Regions from separate parts of the Homo sapiens genome. Here region 2 is linked to region 1. The links are chromatin loops, found by intact Hi-C in ENCODE. Cell type or tissue: endothelial cell of umbilical vein. All regions are shown on one strand.

What was found. Peaks named below come from ENCODE experiments on the same cell type or tissue, not always from the same donor. Only the 100,000 strongest peaks of a DNase experiment are listed, where the experiment ranks them.
Region 2: a loop joins it to region 1, with 5 times the contacts of the local background. A loop is called at or near these places in 2 of 110 quality-filtered maps.

The regions. Positions count from the first base shown.
Region 1 is chr4:146,403,734-146,411,733 of GRCh38, reverse strand. All of the region lies in intron 5 of SLC10A7 (solute carrier family 10 member 7), which reads left to right. It overlaps MIR7849 (microRNA 7849), which reads right to left and starts at 3,151; the gene lies at 3,046-3,151. In endothelial cell of umbilical vein, no CTCF peak of the experiment used is centred here; a DNase peak (open chromatin) is centred at 3,833; H3K27ac peaks cover 2,928 bases.
Region 2 is chr4:146,472,642-146,480,641 of GRCh38, reverse strand. The region is part of intron 4 of SLC10A7 (solute carrier family 10 member 7); the gene reads left to right. Among named protein-coding and RNA genes, the nearest start is that of SLC10A7, 45 kb to the left of the region's middle. In endothelial cell of umbilical vein, no CTCF peak of the experiment used is centred here; a DNase peak (open chromatin) is centred at 3,401; H3K27ac peaks cover 1,199 bases.

The sequences.
Region 1 (8,000 bases):
TCTTCTTCACTTTTAATATAATGAAAACACTAAAGACGAATGTGAAAGTAGCTATTTAATCATCATTGCTATCACCCTCACCATGAATTATTTTTCAAGTGCCTATATGTACATTACTCTCCTTCAAACATTAGTATTAATTGTATACATTAGTAACACTAATACTACATTAATACTAATTGTAAACATTAGTATTAATTAGCATACACCTCCTTCAAACATTAGTATTAATTGTATGGGTTAGAAGAGTTTAAAAAATAAGCCATTCCTTCTGTCTTATAATTCAAAAGTCCTGAGTATTTTATTTAAAGACAAAACAGATATTTAAAAATATTTAATATGGAATTTTAAAGCAGAGTCTTATTTTAAGGGAAATGTCACAATTCCTGGAATTATTTCTTGTCTTATTTGGCTCATTTTGTTTTTCCATCTCATAGTCTGGCTGACTTTGCTATAGGGCACCACGGTGGTCTGTAGAGGTTGACATGAGTATAAAAATACCTGCTTTTGGGAAACTCAGATGACTTCAAGACACTTAAGGAAGTTTGACACATATTTAAAAGGAAAACAGAAGCAATCCTCATTTTAAAGGTGAAGAAGGCCGGGCAAGGTGGCTTACACCTGTAATCCCAGTACTTTGGGAGTCCAGAGCAGGTGAATCATCTGAGTCAGGAGTTCGAAACCAGCCTGGCCAAAATGGTGAAACCCCATCTTTACTAAAAAAAACAGTACAAAAATTAGCCAGGCGTGGTGGCTCATGTAATTCCAATTACTCGGGAGGTTGAGGCAGGAGAATTGCTTGAACTGGAGAGGCGGAGGTTGCAGTGAGCCGAGATCATGCCATTGCACTCCAGCCTGGGTGACAGAGCAAGACTCTGTCTCAAAATAAATACATAAATAAAGGTGAAGAAACTATGAACAAGATATGCCTTAAAAGATCTTTTAAAACAATCTTCATTAAGATTCAAGGTTATGGAACTACTGAAATTTTGACTCAATGTACAAGTGTGTAGGTTTAAAATATTTTTCTTTTGGCTCTTAGGACAAAGGGCTTCAGAATCCAACAGGCTTGGATTGTAATCCATGCTTGGATGAATGCTAGTTTATCCATCCTTGATAAACTAGGTAACTTTGGACAACTTATTAGCCTTGATCCAAATTTCTCTAAATGTAAAATGAGGATAATAATAATACCTATTCTTAGGGATCTTTGTGATATTAAATTTAAAACAGTCGGCCTGGCTCATTGTAGGAAGTCTATGTGTGTCTACTTTCCTTTTTATTAGAGCAGTAGCTTTCCTTGCCTAAAATCCTGCCTGTGCTATATTCTCATTTTAATTTAATAGGACCATTTTAAAAGCTGTAGAGCTGCATTTGAGTGTTGATATAGACTTTTTGTCAGTTTTAGTTGGCTTTGTAGTTTGAGATTTGGGGAAGAGTTTTGAGATATATTGTCTTTAATTGGCAGACTGATATAGGGAGGAAATTATTAGATTTGGGATCAGAATATCTTAGTTTATTTCCTGACTATTAATACTAATGTTAGAACTGTAGACAAATCATCTAACTTATTAGGCCTCTATGTTCTCATCTATATAGTGGAGAAAAATAATACTACCTTACCTTTCTAACCTTGTTGGATTACTGTGAGAATCAGATGATATAATGTGTGAGAGATACTTTGTGATTATTAAATGTCCTTAAAAACTAAGTAAACTATTAACATCTGCAATTTATCATTATTGAATATATCATGTGTGTCTCCTTCCCATTGGAAGGTACAATTATGCTATGAAATGTTAAGATTAATTGCTTATTTCCACAGCAAAGGATATCACTTTTTGTGATCACTTACTAGTAAATTAAGCCAAATAATTTGCTAACTCAGTTATGAAATTGATCCCATTAAAAGTAAACACATAACTATCCAACACAGCATTAATTCTACCATATACATTTATAGCTTAAAAATTTATGTAATATATAGGACAACGGCTCTATTTCTCACGTTCTTGATTAGTTACCACAGCATGGCTTAACCCAGCATAAAATAACTCTTGGTTCTTATCAGTTCACAGATGTGCTATTCCCCGATTTTAAAATTAAGGTATAATTTACATAGAGTAAAATTCATCCTTTTTTAGTATACAGTTCTGTAAGTTTTGATAATTGTTTAATATATAATGACCACTATAATCAAGATGTAGAACATTCCATCACCCCCAAAGTTTCCCTGTGCCCTTTTGTAGGCAATGCCTCTATCCCCCTCCCTCCCAGCCCTTGGCAACCACTGATCTGTTTTTTTATCCCTTTAGTTTTGCCTTTTCCAGAACACCCTATACATTGAATCATACAATATGTACTTTTTTGAGTTTGACAGTGTGGCTTTTTTTTTTTTTGATGTGCCATATTCAATAGCATTTTTTTTCTATTTGGAAGCAAAAGTGTTATTGCACTTACTTTTTAGAAGAGATTTCCAAAGTTGCATTTTTTTTGGAGTGTGCTTTTTATTTACTGAGAAACACTGGTTGATGTTTTTGACTTCTATGTTTATAGATAGCTTGAGAGTACCTAAGTATTCCCAAGCCTTTGCCTATACATACCCATTAAAAAATTTCTCCTTCTATGTTTCCTATATATTGCAAACAAAGTTAAATTACCTTTCAGAATATCTGAAATATATTTGTTCCCCCATTTTCGGTTCAGAGTTTTTGTTTTTTAATAACTATAACCCTTGAATGTGTGAATTTACTATGCCTCTTGGAATTTCCACTTAGCTGCTGGATTAACAACCAGTACTGCCATAATATGTTGAAATTTCTAGGAGGCTGAAATTCTGAGCCATGAAGAATGCAATAGAAATGATTAACATTAAAGCTGATGTCACCCCACTAAGGCTTAAAGTGGTATAGATATTAATAGATAATAAAGCATTAGATAATCTGAGAACAAGAGGGTTGATATTCCTACAAAGCTGAGAATTAAAGGATGCTTCAGAGAAAAAAAATTGACTTAAAATATTCCCTCCATTAGTGTCCACCAGTCAACTTTATATTGTTGAACATCAGGCCCAAGATCAACAATTGTCTACTTCCCATTTTCGAAGTAGTCAGTTGTTGGCCTTGAGTCTGATGTTCAACAATATAAAGTCTCAAGCTCTTTCCATCTCTCTGCTCCATTATTCTTAGCTGTTGGTATTTTTTTTGTTTTGTTTTGTTTTGTTTTGTTTTTTGAGACACAGTCTTGCTCTGTCACTCCAGGGTTCAAGCAGTTCTTGTGTCTCACCCTCCCAAGTAGCCGGGACTATAGGTGTGCACCACCACGCCCAGCTAATTTTTTGTATTTTAGTAGAGACAGAGTTTCACCATGTTGCCCCCAGGGTGGTCTCAAACTCCTGAGCTCAGGCAATCTGCCTGCCTCATCCTCCCAAAATGCTAAGATCATAGCTGTGAGCCACCGTGCCTGGCTAGCTGTTGGTCTTTTATCCTCATGCTTTGTTACTTCATGGTAGTGAGATGGCTGTTGAGGTTTTAGGCATTGTATTTTTGTTCGAGGTAGGAAGAAAGGGAAAAGGCACCGCTGATATGCTATCCTGTTATTTCTGTCCTTTTATATGTTAGAACAAGCATTTCCAGGAGGCTCTCAGCTGACTTTCCCTAATGTTGCATTGGCCAGAACTGGATTACTGCTAGCTGTAAGGAGAGGAGAGAAATTGAGTATCTATCCAAGGGAACAGAATTTGGCTTAGAAACGTGCTTCCTGACTGACGTTTTTCCCTTTATGGCACGTGTAGGAAATGATAACATTTGTTGTACATCCTGAGGGTGAACAGAATGCTTCTGCTAATCTAGGCCCAGTCCTTCTGCCCTGAGAGTTAAGGGGAATCAATATCTCGGCTATCTGTCATGTATTTGAGGCACATATTACTTGGAAATGTGACTGGTTTAGACTAACTAGACTAACAGTGAGTCATATCCTAGATTGGGCATATTGTTGTCCCAAAGAAAACAGGGTTCTGTTAACATATAAGAGGGTGGGAATGGCTATAAAGTAGGCAGTTAATAGTCTGGCACAGTAGCTGTTTGTTTAAAGATTATCTTCAATTTTAGAATATGCTGTATCTGGATTTGAATAAATACGTATTTGTTACTCTCAGAAGTCACCTTTTCCCCCTTTAATAATGAAACTTCTGGAATGTGGGGGAAATGGTTGTTCAGTGTATATAAAGTTTTAATTATCTGCTAAAGTTCTAGAAATCTTTTGTACAACATAATGCCTATGCTTGATAATACAGTATTGTGTACTTCAGAATTTGTAAAGAGCGTAGATCTCATGTTACATGTTCTTATTACAAAGAGCAACAATGGGATACAAGGAAACACTGAGAAATATTGCATGTGTCCGTTAACTTGATTGTGGTGATGGTATCATGGGTGTTTTCAATGTTCAAACTCATAAAATTGTACACATTAAATATATGCAGTTATTTGTATATCAATTATACCTCAATAAAACTGCTTAAATATTGTGAAAGAGGATTAGAGTTGGAAAGTTGACTTTTCTCAGGTATACTTTCAGCCTCACTTGCCATAGCTTGACTTCTATGTACAATGAGATATCCTGGGACTCTGAAAAGATAAAGTGAGGGGTAGGAAAGATCCCATCACTAAAATAAGTCAGGTTTATATATGAGAGACCAGAATCACACAGTAAACACTTTTTTGTTGTTGTTGTTGTTTGTTTTGTTTTTTCAGATGTAGTCTCACTCTGTTGCCCAGGCTGGAGTGCAGTGGTGTGATCTCAGCTCACTGCAACCTCCACCTCCCTGATTCAAGTGATTCTCCTGCCTCAGCCTCCCAAGTAGCTGGGATTACAGGCACCCACCACCACGCCCAGCTAATTTTTGTATTTTTAGTAGAGATGGGGTTTCACCATGTTGGCCAGCCCGGTCTCAAACTCCTGACCTTAGGTGATCCTCCCGCCTCTGCCTCCTAAAGTGCTGGGATCACAGAAGTGAGCCACTGCGCCTGGCCACGCACAATAAACTCTTAAGGAAGGATCCTAGGAACTAGGCATTGAGCAGATGGCTGGTGGTTGGCTTCTTATATGTCAAATTGGCAAGAATGTTCTGGCAAATCCTTAGGTCTCCAATATAATTAAACAGCACGCTCCATTTGAGTTGTTCATAGCAGAGTGTGGAGATCAGCTTTCAGGACATGGCAAGGCTTTCCCATGCAAAGTACCAATGAAGAGCTTATAGATGAGGACATGGAACTGTCAGTCTAATATGGTCCAAAATAAATAGATGGAGTGCCTAAGCTAAAGCAGGAGATTGGTTTATATATTAGGTATTCAGCGATAGGCTTAAAAGCAAAATTTTAAAAAACACAGAAATATAACCAAAATTGCTCTAGAGCCAAGAGTTCCTTAGCCTAGGGACCTGAGATCCCAATAATTTATAGAAACTTACATTGAAAATTCTATAAAATTCTATAATTGTATATGGATTTTCTTGGTTTTTTAATTTTGTTTGTTTTGTTTTAGAAAGAAAGGCTGTAGCTTTTATTTAATTTTCAATGATTAAGAACTGAGAATCTACTGAATGCTTAACTAACCCAGACTGGAAGTAGTTTTCCAGATCTTATAAGTTACTTTAAGAGAAGTACAGCTCCCAATTGTTCTATGATCTGATATAATCTATTTAAACAGTAATCTCTCTTTGCTATGCAAATGCTTTACAGTACTTGTCAAAAATGGCTTTATGGAAAAGATATCCTTTTTTCTCCAAAATACCTGCTAGTCTTGGATCCACAAATTCAGTTTTTCTCTTGAAGAATATAAAATACATTCTATGGGATGAGCAAAATTAGGCATCATCTTGTAAGTGGTATTGCAAGGGAGCCAAAAAAAAAAAACTCTTCCTTCTGCCTCCAAGATTATATAGCATTAAGAGTTAGTTAAAATAATTAAATGCTTAATTATTTGCTAGGCCTTCCAGAATTTGAATATCCAAGGTATTTGTACATCTACCCAGTTAGACTTTTAATCATAACAAAATTTTATATATGGTAGACAGGCAGATAGATAGATAAAAAAGAATGAGTTTTTCTCAATTATAAAACAATTCTCAGTTCTTCATTGCCTTCATAGTTACTCCTGTCCTTTAGATGTGTGTGTTTAAATAATTTTTTCTTCATGGATGAAGCTGACAGCATTTTCCAAATTGATTTTCTATCTGTAATATTCTAACTGTATTTCAAACCTCATTAAAGCCCTTTTCATCATTTCTCTGACTTCATTAGTTATGGCAGCATCTCAAAATCTGGTTTTCTCAGTAAATTTCATTATTGTGGTGCCAATTTATTATAAAATGATCAGAGAAGTAGGAGGGAGTGAGGAGGAATTGACATATAAGGACAAAGTGAAAGATTAGGACTCTTTGGCCTAGAAAGTAAAAATCTATCAAATCATGAATGGTATGGATAAGATGAATATGGACCAAGATGGTAGATCTGGAAAATAGAAAGTTGAAGGGGCATTCTGGAAACTTTCTTAAAATATAAGTAAAGCCACTAAACAGAGGCAAAAAACTGATTTTAAAAGGCTTTGGGTGAATTTATTTCATAACCAGTGAAAGACTAAACTATAGTAAATCTTCCTGTAAACTGAGCAGATCCTAATTGATTTTAAGTATTATTCTGATAAACATGATTTCTTGTTTTTTATCATGTTCTCCAGGTCACTCGTTAGTAACAGAATTTTGCACTGGTTAGGCGAGATGGGACCTGACCTAGAAAGATAATTCCTATGCTCTTTTCACATGAAATGTACAAACAAAACTGTCAATAACAAAAACCACTGCAATGTATATCAGTAAAGACTTCATCTTTAGTTTATTTTTACAGTGAAATATCAGGGAAGTGCTTTTATATCCAAAGTTCACGTAACAAAGACGCAACACATAAGCCAGGTGCGGTGGCTCACACCTGTAACCCCAGCACTTTGGGAGGCCAAGGCAGGAGGATTGCTTGAGGCCAGGAGTTCAAGACCAGCCTGAGTAACATAGCAGGGCCTGTCTCTACCAAAAGTAAAGAATTTTTTTAAAAAGAAGCAATATATAGGTGAGGATGTTTTTATCTTTAATATATAAACAACTTTTACAGATCAAATAGAAACATATATACCCATAGAAAAATGAACAAAGATCTTAAACCAGTCACACACACACACACACACACACACACACACACACACACATAAATGAGCAGCAAACCTATGAAAAGATGTACAACTGTACCAGTAATCATATCAGTGCAAATAAAAATATTTTCCATCTATAAAATTAGCAAAGTTCAACAAGAGTCACAAGACCTGTTGTTGGCAAGAATGGAAAGACATACAGATTCATACTGTTGGTCAAGCATGGTGGCTCAGGCCTGTAATCTCAGCACTTTGGGCGGCCGAGGCAATTGGATTGCTGGAGTCCAGGAGTTTGAGACCAGCCTAGGAAACCCAGGGAGACCCCGTCTTTACAAAAAAATTAAAAACAAAATTAGCCAGGTATAGTGGTGCTCTCGTCACCCCAGTTAGTCAGGAGGCTGAGGTGGGAGGATCACTTGAGCCCGGGTGGTGGAGGCATGCCACTGCACTCTAGCCTGGGAGACATAGCAAGATCATGTCTTAAAACAAAAACAAAAACAAAAGCACACTGTTGGTAGGTGTGTGAATAGGGATAGTCTTTCTATTTGGTAATTTAGCAATATGGATAAAAATTGAAAACATTTAGAATAACAATAGCAATAATAGTAACATCTATCAAAGCCATCATGGACTTGGTACTCTGCTGCACACTTTGCATGTACTGTATTCTTTCCTCACAATAGCTATTCTTACTCCTATATTAGAATTGTGAAAACTAGGACTCAAAGAGTTTGGATTTTCTTCCCCCTTAATAGCTATAATAACAGCTATTAAGTGGCAAAGTCAAGATTTAAACTTAA
Region 2 (8,000 bases), 69 kb before region 1:
AAATAAAAGTATTTTATATACTAAGGCTGGTATTATATACCAGCCTTCATTTTTTCTTCATCTTTCTGCTTACTGGAATGTTGATTTGATTAGAGCTTGAGGAGCATTCTTGGCTCATGAGATGCCTGCTAATGACAATGGAGCAGCAAGAATAGGACGTGGGGTCCTTTTGGCTATGGAGCTGCCATGCCAGCCCTGGATTGCCTACCTTGGGACATCTTTTACACGAAAGAGAAATGAGCATCTCTTTGTATAATCTACTGTTATTTGGGGGTAATTTTTTAAATACAGCAAACTGAAGCACAATTTATATAAAATATATAAGGTTATAATTTTCAAATAGTAGAATATAATAAAGGACATTTAACATTGGAACTACACTGAATATAATTTAAAATAATGTGATATCTAGTAGGTATTGAATTACTGAAGAGCTGAATTACTTTTTGAGTCTAATATAACTTAATAGTTATATTAATAACAACAATGTGGTATTATAAAAAATCTAGTTGTTTTGAATTTTCTAACCTTTGGATTCTTTTAGAAATACACATTAATATTAAGAATAGTTTTGTTATTTAGCTGCAGTATGCCTTATACTATGTACAAAAGTCAGACATCTAGGGGAATTTTTGAAAACATTCTTTCTGGAATCTATTTTGTTAAAATATTCCGAGACAGATATTCTGCTTTTTTTGTTTGTTTTTTGAATGTTGAATGTTTTTTGAATGTTGAATGTATACATTAACATGTGGTATAATGCTTCTCATAAACTTTGTGCATCTTTGGTCAAAGGGCAACAGTCTAAACAAAAGATATTGGAATTTTTATTGTCTTTGGGTTTTTATATCATTTTTCTAACAATTTTTTTGAATTGTGGTAAAATAATTTTTAAGTATACAGTTCAGTGGCATCAAGTATATTCATATTGTTGTGTAACCACCATCATCCATCTCTGTAACTTTTTCATCTTCCTAAGCTGAAACTGTATACCCATTCATTAAACAACTGGTCTCCATACTCCCTTCCCCCACCCTCTGGCAACTACCAGTCTACTTTTTGTCTCTATGAATTTGACTATTCTAGAAACCTCATATAAATAGAATCATACAATATTGTCCCATTATAACTGGCTTATTCCATTGTAACACAATTCTTTTGTATTTACTTGGGAAATTAATCATAAATGAATTATGATTACCTAAGATTATCTTTTTTATATTTATCTTCTGAACATTTTCATCTGTTTTAATTATAATGGATATGAACAGAGTAGGTAGTGTTATGATAAAGTAGGGTATTAGAATTGCTAACCTACGAAATATAGTACAAAGCTGAAGTCACAATATAGCTATATGCTTTGATTATTACGAAGATAATTGAAACCTAAAATGCCCAATTTCTCTTAATAATAGATCAGAGATGAGTGCGTTGGGTATTTTGGCAATCTGGTGAGTTTTCTATCATCCTGTAAAACAATATAAATATCATATTGCAGGGTAACATTTGATTTTATACATTATCCAAATCTGTAATTATATGTTAGAAACAGGTAAAATGTGATATTTTAGGATAAAATATCAAAGTTCACAAATTAAGCTGTTTTCCACTTGGCTTATATTCTATTTGTATAACAAATGGCAATTTTTTTCTTATTCAAACCATGTAGATTTTTGAGATTGAACATTAATGCCTAAAATGATACTTAGATGTTGATGATTATTTTTGTTTTCTTGGGAAAAATGTTGGTGATATTGTGACTATGAATATAACACTTTGTCCTTGACATCAGTGTTTTATTTTTATTTCTAAAGCTCATATCATTTCTTCTTGCTCTTTCTCGGTTTCCTCAGAGGCACTTTACAGAAGCCCACTTTAATAAAACCTTTTTAGTAGATTAGTAGCTATGAATCTTTCAAAAATCCCAGCTAGAAGAAATAGGATAGGGATTTGGCATAATGGGAAGCATGCAACTGTATTTACAAATCTTAGACATTGTCCCACAATTTTGGTGTAACCCTTCAGCTGACAATTAAAATCTTTGTTTTATCAGTCATCACCCAACCCCAACAGATGGGTGAGGAATTAATCTGATTTGTATTTTTCCCCACAACTTTCTGCTACATATTGTAATATTCTATGATTAACATTCAGTGAATTCTTAAAGATGATTGATGGGCCTTAAAGGTATAATATGTACATCCTATTTAAATTTTGCCACAGTAAAACCACAGAACAGAAGAGCTCCTAAGACCCCTGTAGAAATTTGAAAACAATTTTGATACTCTCGTCCACTCAAAAAGAAATCTGCTAATACTGTAATGTTTTTTCCCTTGCCAGGACCCTCCTTGCCTGGTGTCATTTCTTGAGCTCTCCTGGGAGGAGATTAGTCTAAAACAACAAAGTAGCCAGATGTCTGGTTCTGAGAGAGTCCCAGAGGCCAGGCTATGGTAGGCAACAGAAACCGCGTGGGGCTGAAGATCAAAGATACCTGAGAATTACTTATGGGCACATAGTATGTGTCATTCCCATTATTAACAGTCTGAGAAAATTTGTTTCTCTAATTAACCCTTTTGTTGGAATAACCTTAAATTTTAGTGAGTATATTTCTGTTTTGATATGTTTTCTTTTGTGCAGTATTAAGTGCACACACCAAAAAAGAGAAATGAAAAGGTACTCTCGTGCTTGATTGAAATCTCTAAGCCATTATTCTTCTCCCAAATAGATACGCTATCAAGTGTGTTATCATTTATCATGAAATGAATGGGCATTATGGTTCTAAGTTAAAATTATACATCAATAGTTAGGAACTACATGGTTTGTATGTACAAAAAGCTATTCTTAAATTCCTAATCTTTTTTAAGCACAAGTATTTCAACTTTTATCTGTTTTAGAGTGGTGATTTTTAGATCACAGCTTCCTGTTCCTAAAATGAATTCAGAATAAATCCCAGTGGTGGGAAATCTGTATCTTATTAATAGTTGACCTCTTTCTTTTCACATTGGTATTACTAATGAAATGCTAATTAAAAATTCTTGTTATCCTTTACCTGTTTGCTTTTATGATATAATCTTGCATTACTTAGACATGTACAAAATTGGAAAATACAAATGCATTTGCTATTTTAGGTTATTCTTAATTCTAGAGCCCCTAAAAACTTTCAGCTGAATTTATGCAAGGGATGAGTAAAACTCTAATTATAACTTTTGAGTTTTTAGCCTCTAGATGAGAGTATCAGAAAAGAAAACAAAAGATTTTGGTTGACTTTGCTACTTGTTTTTGTTTCTGTTTAACATTATCATGTAACAACAAAAGTGTGTAAAAGCCTTATTCTTGCTTTTCCTGAGATGTAATCATAAACCATTGTTATCAAGAGCATGATTAGTCAGCTTTAGAGCTTTTAAGCGCTACAACGCATTCTTTAGCATCTAGTAATATAAACTTGGCATAAAAGCTGTAAAAATGTCTTTAAATCTAATTGGAGATATGTGTTAGCAATTTAGTGCAGAGATTTCATATTCTTTGTGTAGTGGTCAAGGCTTCTTTTAATTCCTTGAGGAAAATGAAGCTCCTAGGAGCAGTTTATAAGGATTAATTGATTTATATCTTTGTTTCTAGATTTAAGTATTGAAGCAAGAATAAAACTGGCTTATTGTACAAAGAACTGGAGAAACAACTGTATTTTTTTTTTTTCAGAGCAGAATTTGTTGTTACTTCAGTGACAAAGGGTGATCTGTGTTTTTCACTCTTTACACCTGTGTTTCTGCTACTGGCTTCCCCCACTGTGAACAACACCATTTGCTATCACTAAACCAGTCTAGTTAACTGTCTTCCTGTTTTGAATGTAAGTTGAGTCAGTGATGGTCACTTTACCATAAATATTCCTAAGCCCTAAGTAATGGATTACTTTAAGCAAGTAATATTAGAGAAAACCATAATTCCATCAATTCCTTGAAGTTTTTTAATAGTAAGATTTGATCTGAGGCAATGCAAGTCATAGTTCTAGAACTAAAGTCCAAAAGAAAGGAGATCCAGCATCCCACTAGACTGTGGCTCAGGGTGCTGTTTACGTTTCTCCTCTTCAGGTAACTCCACATGTGCCTCCCCTTTACCGTTCACCCCAAGACACATGCACATGCACACACACACCAACACACACACAATTTAAACGGGCATTTGCTAAAGAGAAGACTGAAAGGTAACGCCTCGTTTTGTCTTTCAGAAGTTGTCAATACTGCTGACCACTTACTTCTTAATGTATTTATTTTGCATTGGCCATTGGTGCCCTGCCTCTCGCCTCCGCCTTATTTACCTCATGGGCCATTACTGCACCTATCATCTCTTTGTGCAGCGTATCTTCCACAACACTCTACAGAGAAGTGTTTAATTGTGCTTTAAAAAATAGGTATTATCAAATTTAAGGAGGTGAAGAGTGTTAGTTTTCTGGTTGCTACTCTTTACTTACTCTACCTTCCTCATTCATAGATTTCTTTTTACATTGCCTCCTCCTCTACCTTCTCATGTTTTATTTAGTTTTCTTCATCTTTTAGGTGTTAATTCTGTTTCTTCATCCTATCTCCTATCTGTAGCTTTTCAGGAAGCGTTCTGATTTGAAATAAGAGGTAAACTGTAAAGGCAGGCAATTCAGATCTCTTTCTAAAAACACCTTTAGCAGCTTAATGCATAATGATTTAGTACTTGCATGGGTGTTGAGGTAGTCATCTGTAAACTTTTTATGATAAAATATGTGCTTGCAATATAAATTCAGTTGGCTTTGTTAGAATGTGAAGATTTAATATGCGGTTTAATTTCTCTTAATTTTAAAAGCTTCAAGGTTGTGTATACAGTCTTAAAATCTTTTTAGTTCGTGATGGATTGAAAGGTTTTTTGAGGTATTTATTTTTTTTACTTGTTTGATCAATTTCTGTAGTTTTCATTTAAAGTTATATTTATCTTCACCTGAGGTTTGGAGTAATAGCTTTGAAACATCTGTTACTGTTTAGAATGGTGGTCTTTGACGCTTAAGTTGTCCAAGAGGCTGAGGTTGCAAAGTGATAGTATTAGATCTTGGCAAATGGGAGTGTCCTTTCTCCAGTGCGTAGCATGTTGCTCAAGAAGGGCAATCGTGGAAGGCAAGGATGTTTGGGGAACAAAAATGATCAGTTCATGAATCCTTGTGACTTCTAACTCTGTTGCTAAAATAAAGATCAACATTTTAAAAAGCTATAATAGAAAATTAAGTATTGCCATTGATTAATATGAGTGGTTGACAGGAAACGTTTTAAGTGGATTATTTTTCTTTTTTTCAAGTAAGATTTACATGATTAAATACAAAATGAAACTACAGCTGATAGATAATCAGATACCTAAGAATAATGTTTGGGAAGCTGGGTTTCCTGAAGATATGAGGCTCAGTTATTTTAGCCTGGGGATTTTGCCTGGGGAAAAATGTATGTGCCTCTACAGCTGAAGGGCTATTCAGGAAGAAACAAAGTAAAATGGCATCTATTTTAACGTGTAATTTCGATATCTCATACTTAATCTTATCCTTGGCAGAAATGTCAAAAAATACTAGCTGCAAACCATCTCTGAAGCCATAGCTATACCACCAGATTGAACTGGGTAGATAAAGTTCTTAGGAATCAAATGGTTTTCATTGGAAAAGGAAGGTCCTTTCTAGGTAATTCTCTGGAGGGAAGGGAATGCTCTGGTACTATCAAAATGAAGATGTGGCTTATTTCAAATATAGGAATGTGCAGCCTATAGAAACAGCTGTTGGGGGTTGGGAGGCACATTTTAAAATTAGTATATCACACGTAAACATAAATATGTTTCTTTCACATGATTTTCTATTTGTATTTACTCTCACTTAAATTTTTAAATAACACTTTCTTCATTTATCTTTACTTTTGTAAATTTTATAAGTTTTATAAATTTTAAGCTTATCCAAAGTTGAATTGCTAATGCTGGAAATCATACTATAATTCTGTCCTTATTGCCTTCTTTACCACCCTTTAGAGACCAAATTATTCTAGCTGCATAAGTTGCTATTTAAGATAAAATCAAGTTCTTAGTGATGGCATAACTAGATTTCTATTTCATATACATGCTTTTCTTTTGTTTACCCTAGAGTGGAAATGTACCTCTTTAAGGAATTTAAAAAGTGGTAAAGTCTGGCCACTATTTATCCTGTCACCACATGGCTGCTGTTGATTGTTTGTTAATCAAAAGTCAAGTTTCTATACTTAATGACTTGGAAGATGCATTACATTTTGTCAAAATGTAAGAATTCTTGAAGAATAAAGAGTCCCTGGAATCCCCAAAAGATCAAGAAGGGATGTGTATAATTTTGTTGTTTAACACATATGTAAGCATTAATATTTAAAATGGAGTTTAGTATTTTGTATTTATACTTTCATCAACAATATATTGTTGTGTATTGTTTAGAGACTATTAAATAGCTCAGGATTTACTTATGGAAGGAAAAATTCTTCTAGTTTTTTTTTTTTCTCTTTTATTTGACTTTTCCTCAGGTTGTTTAGTAAAGAACAACTTTCTTCAACATAAGGAGGATATTTACTTTATATAAAACCCTCTCTGGCATGTATGGGAGTAATCCAAAGAACTGAGAAGTTGCAGAATGGTCAAGCTCACCTCTTTAATGTGTTGCAAAAACTGTTAAGGTAACAGAGATAACTGTGCCAGTGAAAATCAGTGCCATAGCCCTTGATACTTAATTTTGGTTAATTATTAGAATGTATATAAAGTATATCAGGTTGGTTGCTATAAATAATAGTGTTGATTCCCTAACATTTAAAATTCAAAGAAATGTTAGGAAAATGTACTTTTGTTTGACTGCAGGATCCATTTTTTTATTAAAATACCAGTAAAAAAAATGTAAGATTTCTAGAAACTCATTTTTTTTTAAAATACTTGATTAGTAGAAAATGTTTCCCTAGCCAAATTGGTAGTCTCATGCTCTTTTAAATAGCATTATTTAGAATACTTCTAAAAGCACTTTTTCCTGTTAAATTAAATGTCAAATTATACCCCTTCTTTGCAACCTTTTTAAGGGGAAATTTCAAGGAATGAGACTATATTTAATTCACTGAAATGAATTATGATTTCAAACATCTGTTAAGGTGTTTTAAAGATGATCTTATGTAACGTGGTAAATAGAAATTTTCAGTGGAATATACCCTTCAGCTTTTCCTTACTTGATATATATTGTAGCTTGGAAAGAAAATCACACACAGATAAAACATTCTAGGAACTAAGCAGCATTAAAATAAAACATATATGTCATACATGCAAACAGTAAAAAGCATGTCAGTGGGTCAGCCTTTTTTAAAAAAAACTGTTTTCAATAATCATTTGAGATTAAACAAAATAATTTTGACATGTCTTTTTTGATTATACCGTCAGCCGGTTGTAGTAATCTGTCCACAACTTTTCTTATTGGAATCAGCATGCACAAAGGTTTCTGCTTTATGGGAACCTTAGGATGTGCTTGGATTAGAATTAAAAACTACATTTAAAAGAGACATTAGTATAGGAGTACCCTCACTTTTATCCCCATGAGGAAATAGTGATAACTGCCTTTCAGATCTTCCTTACACTTCTAGTCCTCTATATTGATTGAGGAATCTTTAGACAACCGGTGACCAAGTGGTTTGCTTTTTACCAACTTGGGCTTTTATATTTGAAATTCACATTTCAGTCTCATTCCTACCTACTGCTGCAGAATGGCCTTTAGACAACTAGACTTTAAAAAGTTAAAAGGCAATAAGTCAATCCTCTGGAAACGATGCAGAAATGTAGATTCAAATCATAAATAAGGAAATGCATTGGGTACATTAAACAGACATAGAAAAATGGATTTCTGTCTTTTGTAGTAAAGTAATTGGGCACCACTGCTTGGCAGGAGCTGGTGCTGTTGAGCTAGCTCTAGCTGCCACAGGTTGATAGGCAGGTGATAAGGCAGCTTCCACCAGGGTCTG